Regions from separate parts of the Mus musculus genome. Here region 2 is linked to region 1. A link is a contact called in ENCODE Hi-C or POLR2A ChIA-PET data. All regions are on one chromosome and are shown on one strand. The core of a region is the stretch at or near the end of the contact, and the rest is flanking DNA. Distances in the headings are between cores, read along the strand shown. Region 1 holds the start of Rnf141 (ring finger protein 141). Region 2 holds the start of Eif4g2 (eukaryotic translation initiation factor 4, gamma 2).

Evidence for each region. Hi-C counts contacts between places; a loop is a spot of excess contacts on that map. ChIA-PET counts read pairs that join two places held with the same protein, here RNA polymerase II (POLR2A).
Region 2: POLR2A ChIA-PET joins it to region 1 with 12 read pairs in embryonic stem cell. The contact joins the promoter of Eif4g2 here to the promoter of Rnf141 in region 1. A Hi-C loop is called at or near these places in 1 of 37 maps with a recorded cell type or tissue (regulatory T cell). POLR2A ChIA-PET finds 5 or more read pairs at or near these places in 4 of 5 experiments (Patski and embryonic stem cell).

The regions. Positions count from the first base shown.
Region 1 is chr7:110,842,251-110,847,330 of GRCm38, forward strand. Rnf141 (ring finger protein 141) reads right to left here and starts at 2,131. Exons shown (of 6, transcript NM_025999.3): 1 at 2,089-2,131.
Region 2 is chr7:111,080,824-111,085,903 of GRCm38, forward strand. Eif4g2 (eukaryotic translation initiation factor 4, gamma 2) reads right to left here and starts at 2,207. Exons shown (of 22, transcript NM_013507.3): 1 at 1,962-2,207; 2 at 684-810; 3 at 76-141. The coding sequence starts at 724.

The DNA.
Region 1 (5,080 bases), core at 881-3,380:
CAGAGATGTGCTTCCCAAGAGCAGCCTGAGGGTCTCTGAGAAAGAGCTGTTATTCTGAAACTCACAGGGATATCAAGGATTCCAAGGATGTGCCACATTCTTCAGTGGGTGGCACACACAGTCAATTGCTTCTTTTTCTAACAAATGAGTTGTTGAAGTTCAAGTATTCCTTATAAGAAACACAACTGCATCACTAATAATACTCACCCAAGGAACTCCCTGAAAATGTGAAACATAAGTCATTCAGAAATGACACAGAGGAAAACTGAGCCCATCAAAGTGCAAGACAACTGGGTGAGGGCTGGAGAGTTCAGCTGGGAAAGGACCTCCAGGAAGCACCCGGGCCTCAGTTCTACCCCTGAACTCATGTGAAAGGACAGCGCAGTGGCACACTTGTGATCTTAGTGCCAGGCCGGGTGTGTGTGTGTGCAGGGACAGGAAGATCCCTGGGACTTGCTGGCCACTAGGTGTGTAGTCTATCCAGACCTAAGGCTGACTTCTGGTGTCACATCAGATGACTAGTCAACAATGACTTCGGTATCAAAGGCACCTTTGAAATTTGTTAAATTTTGTACCATCTTCCATCTTAGTAATACATACTAAGTTCTACAATTGGGGCTCGAATGACACTACTTAACTTATTATTCACTATTTATACAAACTCTAAGTTTATACAGATATCCAATGATTAGGCTGGTCAGAGTCGGTATAGAATCTAGAATGCCTGTTCTGGGGTCAAAGGTATTAAGGAGGAGAAATAAAACTAAAGAAATCTCAATAAAATAAAATAAAACCTGAAAACCTATAAACAAACAGAGTACTGAGTAAGTGCTGGAGTTCTAATAGCACCAGTTGTTAATTTTCCTTATAGATTATCCATTCATCCTTTCATGGATTCTTGGAAAATTGGCAAGTATTATAGACAGCCTGACAAAGCACACACCAAGTAGTAAGTACACTCTGACTTAGAAAGAAAAATATTCTCTTTGCACCTTCTCTACCTTTTTAGAAAGAGAAATCAACTTCCTCTAGTTAAAAGAATTTAGATATATTCAGAGAATATCTATCCTATATGTCCCTTATATATATGGTTCCCTTACGCCAAATGACAAAGATAACATAGTCTTGAAAAACACAATCATGTTAAGACAGAAACCGAAACCAGCCAGCACAAAAGGGGTAAAACAAAATCCACGCAAGTCCTGAGGGCTCTGAATTCAGAAGGCATTACTTTTCAAGGACAACTATCAGGACCATTGGTCGGGTGACAGTTCAAGCCCAAGTAAAAGTCTAAAGGGTGAATTTCATTCTATAGCAAGCACGGTAAGGGGGTGTGGAAAAGATGGTCTTAGTTTGAGAAGCACGGATTAAAAGCAACTGGGAGTGTTACTGGAGCTACATGTACTCCAGAAGAAGGACAAGAAATGCTGGGCATCAGGAAATGGGGCTGGGTCGGAATATGAAGAATATGAAGGTAGGCTGGAGACAAATTGCAACAACAGTAACCCCACAGTTTTGTAATGAAACTGCACACAGAAGGCAACTTACCCTACAATTATGATTAGCAAGGAAACTTTTTTTTTAATGTCGGTCCTCAAAAGGTAGCAATTAGCTTGACAAGCAAGGGCCCGGGTGCACTGCCGGGGCGGGTTTAGTAGGAGGGCTGGCCGACACCACGGGCCCAGGCTCTCCCTCAGAAGCCTTGCCCTGTGGCCACCCTGCCGCCCTGGCCCCAGCACCCGCCCCTCAGCCCCTCCTTGGCGCACCTGCTCTGCTAACCAACAGCTAAACTGCTCAGTGCGCCAGCGCCAAGATTCAAAACCGCTCGAGCTGATCTCTGAAAGCTCTCCTCAGCACCACCGCGAAGGCGGACCCAGAGTCTCCACCGCCACCGAGAAGGCGGACCCAGAGTCTCCACCCGCCCAGGAATCGGTGCCCAAAGCCCGCAGCCGAGGCCCTGACAAGGGGCCCTAGCTCCTCTGAAGCCCGGTTTCACACCCTGGTGCTGCCCGGGCCTCCACTCCCTACTCCAGGACCGTGGAGTGGCTGGGAAGGGACACAGCGAAGGGGCGGCGCTGCAAGGCTCACCCAGTTCAAGGCATCGCTCTCCTCGCACCAGGGACACCGCCTCGGCTGCTGCTTAGCTAAACCCGCTAGGCGGCAGCGGCGCGGCCCGCAAACCAGTCGCACCTCAGTGACGTAAGGCCACGCCCTCGCGCGTTGCCTGGAGACGGAGCTCCACCCCCCCCTGTTGGCTTTGGAGGTTTTTGTAGCTCAAGGCTGCTGACACACACCTGTAGGCAAAATAGTCACATACATAGAAATCAATAAAATTAAATACTTTTGTAAAAAAGGACAAAAAAATGAAGAGGCAAGTCACAGGCTTTGGAAAAGCAAAATATATTTAACAAAGGACTTCTAATTAGAATACACAATTCTTACCCCTCCCCCCCCCAAAAAAAAAAAAAACAACAACAACAACAAAAAAACCCACAATTTTTTTAAATGGCCAAAGACTAGACTAGCCTTTTAGATTTATGGATAGCAAATAAGCACATGAAATGATGTCTGAGACCATTATGCAAATTAGAAGGGAAGTGAATTATCAATACAATACCACAGTGGCTAAAATGAAAAGAACTGTATTAAATATTGACAAAGATGCTGAACAAATCTGTTCAGATTGTCTGTTGGGGATGTAAAATGATACAATCATTGTGGAACGAGATTGTGGCCATTTCTTTAAAACCTAAGCACAAACATTCCAACCACATAGTCCAGTCATCCTGCTTCTAGAATAGATCCACATGAAGACTAGTACACCAACATCAGATACCTGATGTGGTGGTTTGAATGAAAATGGTCCCCATAGGCCCACAGGGAATGGCACTATTAGGAAGTGTGGCCTTGCTGCAATAGATAAGGCTTTGTTGGAGAAAATATGTCACTAGGGGTGGGCTTTGAGTTTTCAGATGCGTAGGTCAGACCCAGTGTCACTCTCTCTTCCTGCTGCCTGCTGATCCAGATGTAGAACTCTCAGCTACCTCTCCAGCATGTCTGCCTGTGTGCTGCCATGCTTCCCACCATGACTATTATGGACTAAACCACGGAATTCTAAGTCAGCCCCAATGAATTGTTTTCCTTTATACGAGTTTCTCTGATCATGGTGTCTCTTCACAGCAGTAGAAACCCTATGACAACATATCAACAGGTGAATGGAAAACAACTGAAATAAAGTCACACAATGGAATATTACTCAGCAATAATAAAGAATACATGATTGACACACTTAACAATGTGGATGAGCCTGAAATACTTAGGCTGAAAGAAGATAGACCTTCCAAAAAAATTTTCTAGAATAGCCCCCGCCCCCAGGAATCTTTAGTGGCAAAATCAGATCAGTGGTTGCTTAGCGGGTGGTGTCAGGTAGGAAACACTACAGTGTTAGAATGGGAACTAGAGGTGGCTGACTCAACGGTAAAACACTTGCCTAGCATGTTTAAGCCTTGGCTCAGACTCAAACACAAGTCCTCCAAACCTTCAAAGGGTAAGAAGAAACATTTTAGGGTATTGGCTATGTTCACTGTCTTAGAGCATGACACCACAGACATGAATGTAATATGAAAACTTCTCAAATTGTACACCTTACTCATATATAGTTTAGTATATGCCAACTACATTCCCAAAAAGTTATGGGGTAAAGATGTAGCTGCTTCATGTTTTAAAGGTTCATATCTTTGTCTAACCTGAGCCCAGTCAGAAAAAAAATAGTCTCCATAAAGCACAGTTTTATAAAGTGGGACCTGTATTCCTTTTTATAGTGAGCACCACAAAGACTGAAATAAAGGAGAGATTGCAAGACCAAGGTGATATAACGTGGTAGTTATATTAAAATAATTAATGACCAGTCTAGGCAGCCGCTGCTTAGCATAACAAGTTCCTTTTTATGTTTGCATAAACATAATGAAGAACCCAGATGGTAAACAAAATAAGATCACTATTTTATTAAATAGTGTTACCTAAACATATGTCTTAGTCACTTTCTGTTGCTGTGAAGAGACACCATGACCATGGCAGCTCTTATGAAAGAAAGGATTTAACTAGGGGGTGGCTTACAGGGTCAGAGGCTTAGTCCATCATCGTCATGGCAGGGAGCATGAGGGCGTGTATGATGCAGAGGAAGTAGCTACATCCTGACCCACAGGCTGAGGAGAAACCCTGGGCCTGGAGTGGGCTTTTGAAACCTCAAAGCTTCAAACTTCAAACCAGTGGCACATTCTCTCTAACAAGACCACACTTCCTAATCCTTCTAATCCATTCAAATAGTGCCACTCCCTGATGACTAAGCATTCAAATATAAGAGCCTATGGGGGCCATTCTTTTTTTTTCTTCCATATGACTCTTCTTTTTTTCTTTGATATTTCCTTTATTTTAATTTCAAATGTTATCCCCTTTCCTGGTTTCCCCTCCAAAACCCCCTCACCCTCCCCCCTAGCTCACCAACAGACCCACTCCCACTTCCTGGCCCTGGCATTCCCCTATACTGGGGCATCGAACCCTCACAGGACAAGGGCCTCTCCTCCCATTGATGACCGACTAGGCCATCCTCTGCTACATATGCAGCTAGAGCCATGAGTCCCACCATGTGATTTTTTTGGTTGGTGGTTTAGTCCCAGGGAGCTCTGGAGGTACTGGTTAGATCATATTGTTGTTCCTCCTTTGGGGATGCAAACCTGTGGGGTCCATTCTTATCCAAATCAACCACAAAGTATACATGATTAACCATCCTCTGTCATAAGGTTATTCTGTAGTAATGTTTATCTTACATATAATAAAAGTGTTAAAATGTTTATAGAAAATTAGATAGATAGATAGATCATAAGAATTATAGAAGAAGTCTCCAAGTTCATCTGCCTATATGAAAGACTGTTTTTTTTTCAATAAACAGTGTAATTTGTTATGAGTATTCAGAGCTTCACAGTTTAGGAATTTTCCATTCAGTGATAATATGAGAATTGAATGCACTCGAAGTGAATACAGTCCCATAGGGATACTCAGATGCATTTTGACTTTTGAAATG
Region 2 (5,080 bases), core at 957-3,456, 240 kb after region 1:
ATTACCCTGTTAGCATGGAAGTCTTTAATCAAATCGACAGTTTTAAGTTAACTGTCTTTACAAGTTTTACCATACCTGTTGCCAGCAGTCTTGGGATAGTGCTGAGGTGCACCCCTACTTCCTCCTCCGCCCGAAGAAGCACTATTCAAAAGAAAATTTTTACTATACCAATTATGCCTCACTTGGAAGGGAACCTATTTATATTTTAGAAACTGCGTAACAAAGTGAACTTTGGCCTAAAAGAAAGTGAACTGGAGGCTAGAGATGGCTCAGATATTCAAAGCAGTTCAGTTCCTAACATCCACATGGCAGCTCACAACTCCAGTCTCAGAGGATCTGATGCCCTCTTCTGACACTGTACACAGAAATGTATGCAGACATACATTCAGACAAAATAATCCCCCACCCCACCCCTGTAATCCATTTACTCTTTATTCTAGAACCACAGCACATTAGTGGGAATTGGTAACGACTTTGTTTTTTGAGTCAGGGTTTCTTTGTGTAGCCCTGCCTGTCCTGGAACTCACTCTCTAGACCAGACTGGCCTTGAAATCAGAAATCCGCCTGCCTCTGCCTCCCAAGTGCTGGGATTAAAGCCGTGCGCCACCACTGCCAGGCTTTTATGACTGGCCCTTTCTGAACACCCCCTCCAATGTATCTACTACCCACTCCCAAAACCATACCTGAAACGAGAAGCACCCCCTTCTGCAATCGCACTCTCCACTTTGGCGGCTTGACAACGAAGAATCTTCAAAAGAATAATATTAATGGATGGGGTGGGGAGGGGAGGGGATGGTAGAAATGAAAAGCCTGGAAAGAGAGAAAACACCAAAATTAGGTACTGCCATACTGAGCTATAAACTTTCAAATATAATTTATTTCCGCTCCCAGCACTGCAGCTGGTTGAACTTTCACTGCATTGCAGCCCTCAGAAGACTAAAATAGAACGAAGTCAAAACCCACAAATACACAATAAAACCTGTTTAGCCCCGTGGATTCTCTTAGTATTCAAGGATGCAAAGAACAGCTTTTGTGAGAAAAATAAAATGAAAAAAAATCTGGATGCTGCCTAGGAAGCAGCCGTATTATGGGGCCTTTAAAATTAAACAGAAATGCTATCAAGACCGGCGGTGCTACAAGGGATATGTCTGCGGTACTAAAATGGGTGGCCGGGGTGGTGACAGGCCGGCCAGAGCCTCACTACCCGGTGTTGGGCAGCTTTTCCTCCGCTCGTCTTTATAAGCCCTTCCTTTTACACAGGGCGCGTGTGGAAAGCCGCCGGAAGGCCGGGGCCACAACACAACATGGCAGCAGGCACCTCCGCCCCACTCCGCGCGAACAAAAGAGCAGCGAGTTCCTCCCCCAGGCCCAGGCTGGCTCAGCTTCCGAGCGGCGTCTAGCGAGGGCCCAGGCCTGGGCGGGAGGCGCCCCCTCCGGGCCGGCCCTTTGTTCTCCCGCAGGAAGGCGGCCTCCTGCCCACCCGCCGCCTCCACCATAAATCCCCCGGCTGACAGCGCCTCGGCTGCCAAGGCCCACAAAGGGACCGAGACTCGCTCTTGGCGTCGCCCGAGTGGGACATCCCGCAGTAGGGCCACACACCTCCTCCCCGCCGGGAGGCCGGGCTCCGGACTCGTCCGCCTCGCTGGTCCCGCGCCAACGGCCGGGCCCTGCCGCGGGCCGCGTCCCTCCCGCCGAGGCGCGAGGCCTGCCACGCTCGCACGCTGTTCCCGGATCCCACGTCAGGATCCCGGCTGCGCCCGCCACTCGACCGCACGTCAGCCTAGCTCTTCGGTCGACACAGGAAGGAGCGCGGAGGCCATAGATTTCTAAGTAGCCCAAAGGCAGAGGAAAGGCCGCCCCGCCCGGCTCCGCCTGCGGCCGCCATTTTGTTCCACTCGACAAGAAGCGGCCAGGGGCGGCGGCCATCTTAGAGGGCTCCGCTCGGCGGCGACTCCACTCACCTTCACCGAGAACTCAGCAGCTGCCACCGCAGCTGCCTCCTCTGGATCCGGTCGTCGGGGACGGGGAAGGGAGGGGGAAGGGGAACGGAAAACAAAAAAGGGGGAGGGAAGGGGGAGGAAGGAGACGCGGCCGGCTTGAAAGTCTCAGCTCAGAGGAGTAGCTGCTGCAGCCGCCACCTGGTACCCGCCGCCACCTCCATAGAGCTCCGGCTCGCTGCTGGCGCTGAGGCGTGTCTGAAGCCCAACTTATCACTCTGAGGCGGCCGACCCACTAGAGCCTCCCCGAGTGGCTCCTTCGCTATCCAATCAGCAGCCGGGCTTCCGTCCGCTACCAATCCGCGCAGGGCGGCGGGGAGGAGCCAGCGGGCAAGCTCGGTTGCGGCGCAGCCTCGCCGCAGTGCGCAAAGCCATATTCGCGAAGGCTCTGGGGCCAAGCCAGTGGCGTAAGGGCGGCGGGCCGGCGCGCTGCGGGACTCTTGCGTAGCGCCGGGAGCCCAGTGAGTGTGCGCCGCCGGGCCGCCTGGTCTTCCTGGGCCGGCGCTTTGTTCCGGAGTCCCAGCCTCATGCTTGCATAGAAGAACCTTTTCCTCGCCTCTCCTCCCTGACCCGCCCGGGCCTGGCGTCCTGAGGGCTCGGCGTGGCCTTGCGGCCTGGCCTCGGTTTAGCGTCTGGGAGCTTTGCTGAAGAGAGGGACGTGTGCCCATCGATAGGAATGCGTTCTGTTTGTTGGTCCTCCATCTGCAGAGTAACGAGAAAAGGATCAAAGGAAGGGCTTTGTATCCCAGGCTAGAGGCAGCTTTAACTCAAATGCTCGGCCTGCTGTCACCGAGCTTGACCCAGACAGTATACTAGGCTGGCTTGAGAAGTGTTTGCAGAGCGCGGGCATTTGGAAATTGCAAAGTCATTTTTTAAAGTTTTTCCTTCATTTTTAACAAACATTAAAGACGGGCAGCGCAGTGCTTTCATTTTATTTAAGGGCTATATAGGAAAATGAAGCATTTCAAACTATACTTCCAGGTGGTATTTTAAAAGATGGGTTATGTATGTATGCCACAGTATGCAACATTTTAGCTTTCCAAAAATGAAGGTATGTAAACGAGAAATGTCCCATCTCTGTTAAGCATGCATTTTTTTTTTTCAATAAGATGGGTTACTAAACTAAAGCACGTGTGTTTTCAACAGTCATGGCTTGGAATTCATTCCCAAGAGCTGGGTTTTCAAAGACCCAAACGTAATTTGGCATGTCTTGGTGTTGAAAGCCCTAGTTCTTAAATAGAATTTTCAGCAGACAATTGTACTTTCCTTAGTATTTAAGTCTGCTGAAAAGTGTGGCTTTGAAGGTTTATAATTCTAGTAAACTTAGGTCTTTGCCTTAGAATTAATGCTATTAAATAAACTTTCACTTAAACTAAAAACTGTAAAAACCATTTTTATTTGGGGGTTAAGTGTAAAAAAGAAAAGCATTTTTTAGGAGAGGGGCAATTTTTTTCAATATAAGAGATTTTGCTTTGTATATATAACTTGTATGGCTTTATAACTAGTAGAAATATATACTGTGATATTTTAGTTTTTCACAAGTGATTTACATTCATTATGATACACTAAAGACATCTGTGTGCTAGAAACACAGTGGTCCAAAAACTCAATACTCACTATACTAGTGTATGTGTCAAATAGCCACTTGGTCTAAAACATGGATATTCTAAATACAAAGGACTAGAATGTAAATATATCCTAATATATTTATATTATGCATATATCTAATAAATAAAACAGAAACTAAAATATAAAGTCTTAAAAACAGGATCTTGAATTTAAAAAAATGTTAAAAGGGACAGCAAGGTGGTGCTGCTGGTAACGAACAGCACCACGTGCTGCCAAGCCTCATGACTGAGCTCAGTCTCCAGTCCCACATGGAATAAAGAGAGAAGGCTCACTTATACACACACATTTTAAAAAGGGCTTTTTCAAGCTTTGTTAATTGCAAAAATCTGCTATGAATTTTCTATGCAGGTATGTGAGGTGCTAACTGACAGGGAGTAAAACCAAGAAGAAATTCAAAAAAAAAAAGAGGCGGAGCGTGGTGGCACTCGGGAGGCAGAGGCAGGCAGATTTCTGAGTTCGAGGCCAGCTTGGTCTACAAAGTGAGTTCAGGACAGCCAGGGCTACACAGAGAAACCCTGTCTCGAAAAAAACCAAAACAAAACAAAACAAAACAAAAAGATGGAAATAAACATAGATTTAAAAATTTTACTTTTCAGTCATAGATATAAGCATTCACAAATTTAAAGTTTCTATCATATTTTAGATGTGTAAAACTTCAAATAATTGGATTTGAAATGTAACCAAACAGCTTTATATGTCATTTTATTCATTTCTAATTAAGTCTGGAAAACTGCTAAGAGTCTTAACTTGTTAATATATTTTCACATGGTTTTAATCCTGGCAGTATTATTTTTGTTTTCTGAGCCTCTCACCATGGAGTTCAGGATGGCCTCAACCTTAATATCTTCCAGCCTCAGCTTCCTAAGTGTTGGTGTTATCTATACCTGGGATTCCTGCACCACCCACCTCACTGGTTACTGTTCTAAGCACACACTGATGTGTCTACTATCATTTCTGCTTAAGGATTCCCTAATCATGTAACTGAAGACCAGGGCTCTCACTTCTGAATTTCTAACAACTTGATCAGAGAAGCAAACTTGTAGCCTTATTTGGTTTGAGCCACAGTAGTTTTAAGCAACTTGACACTGAAATATTAAGAGATTATATACAAGGAAAAGGCTTACATCTTTTGTGAAGTTCTCTAGCCTTTACAGCCAGTTTGTTGTTTTGAAGTCTTCAATAGATTCAATACATCAGTACTGGATCTTGAGAGTATTTGTTTGTTCTCTTTTAGAGTTATGATTGAATGAGATTATATATGGAAGGGACATAGCATAGTCACTGAAATATAATGAGTTTGAATTGTCCCTCTCAGGCATGTTTTGTGAGCATTTGTTCTCTGGTTAGTGGCACTTTTTGAAGGTCGTTAGCCTTTTGGAGGCTGACAATGACTAGTGAAATAGGTACCTGAGGCAGGCCTTTGTTAGTTACACTTACTCCTGGTGCTGTCCATC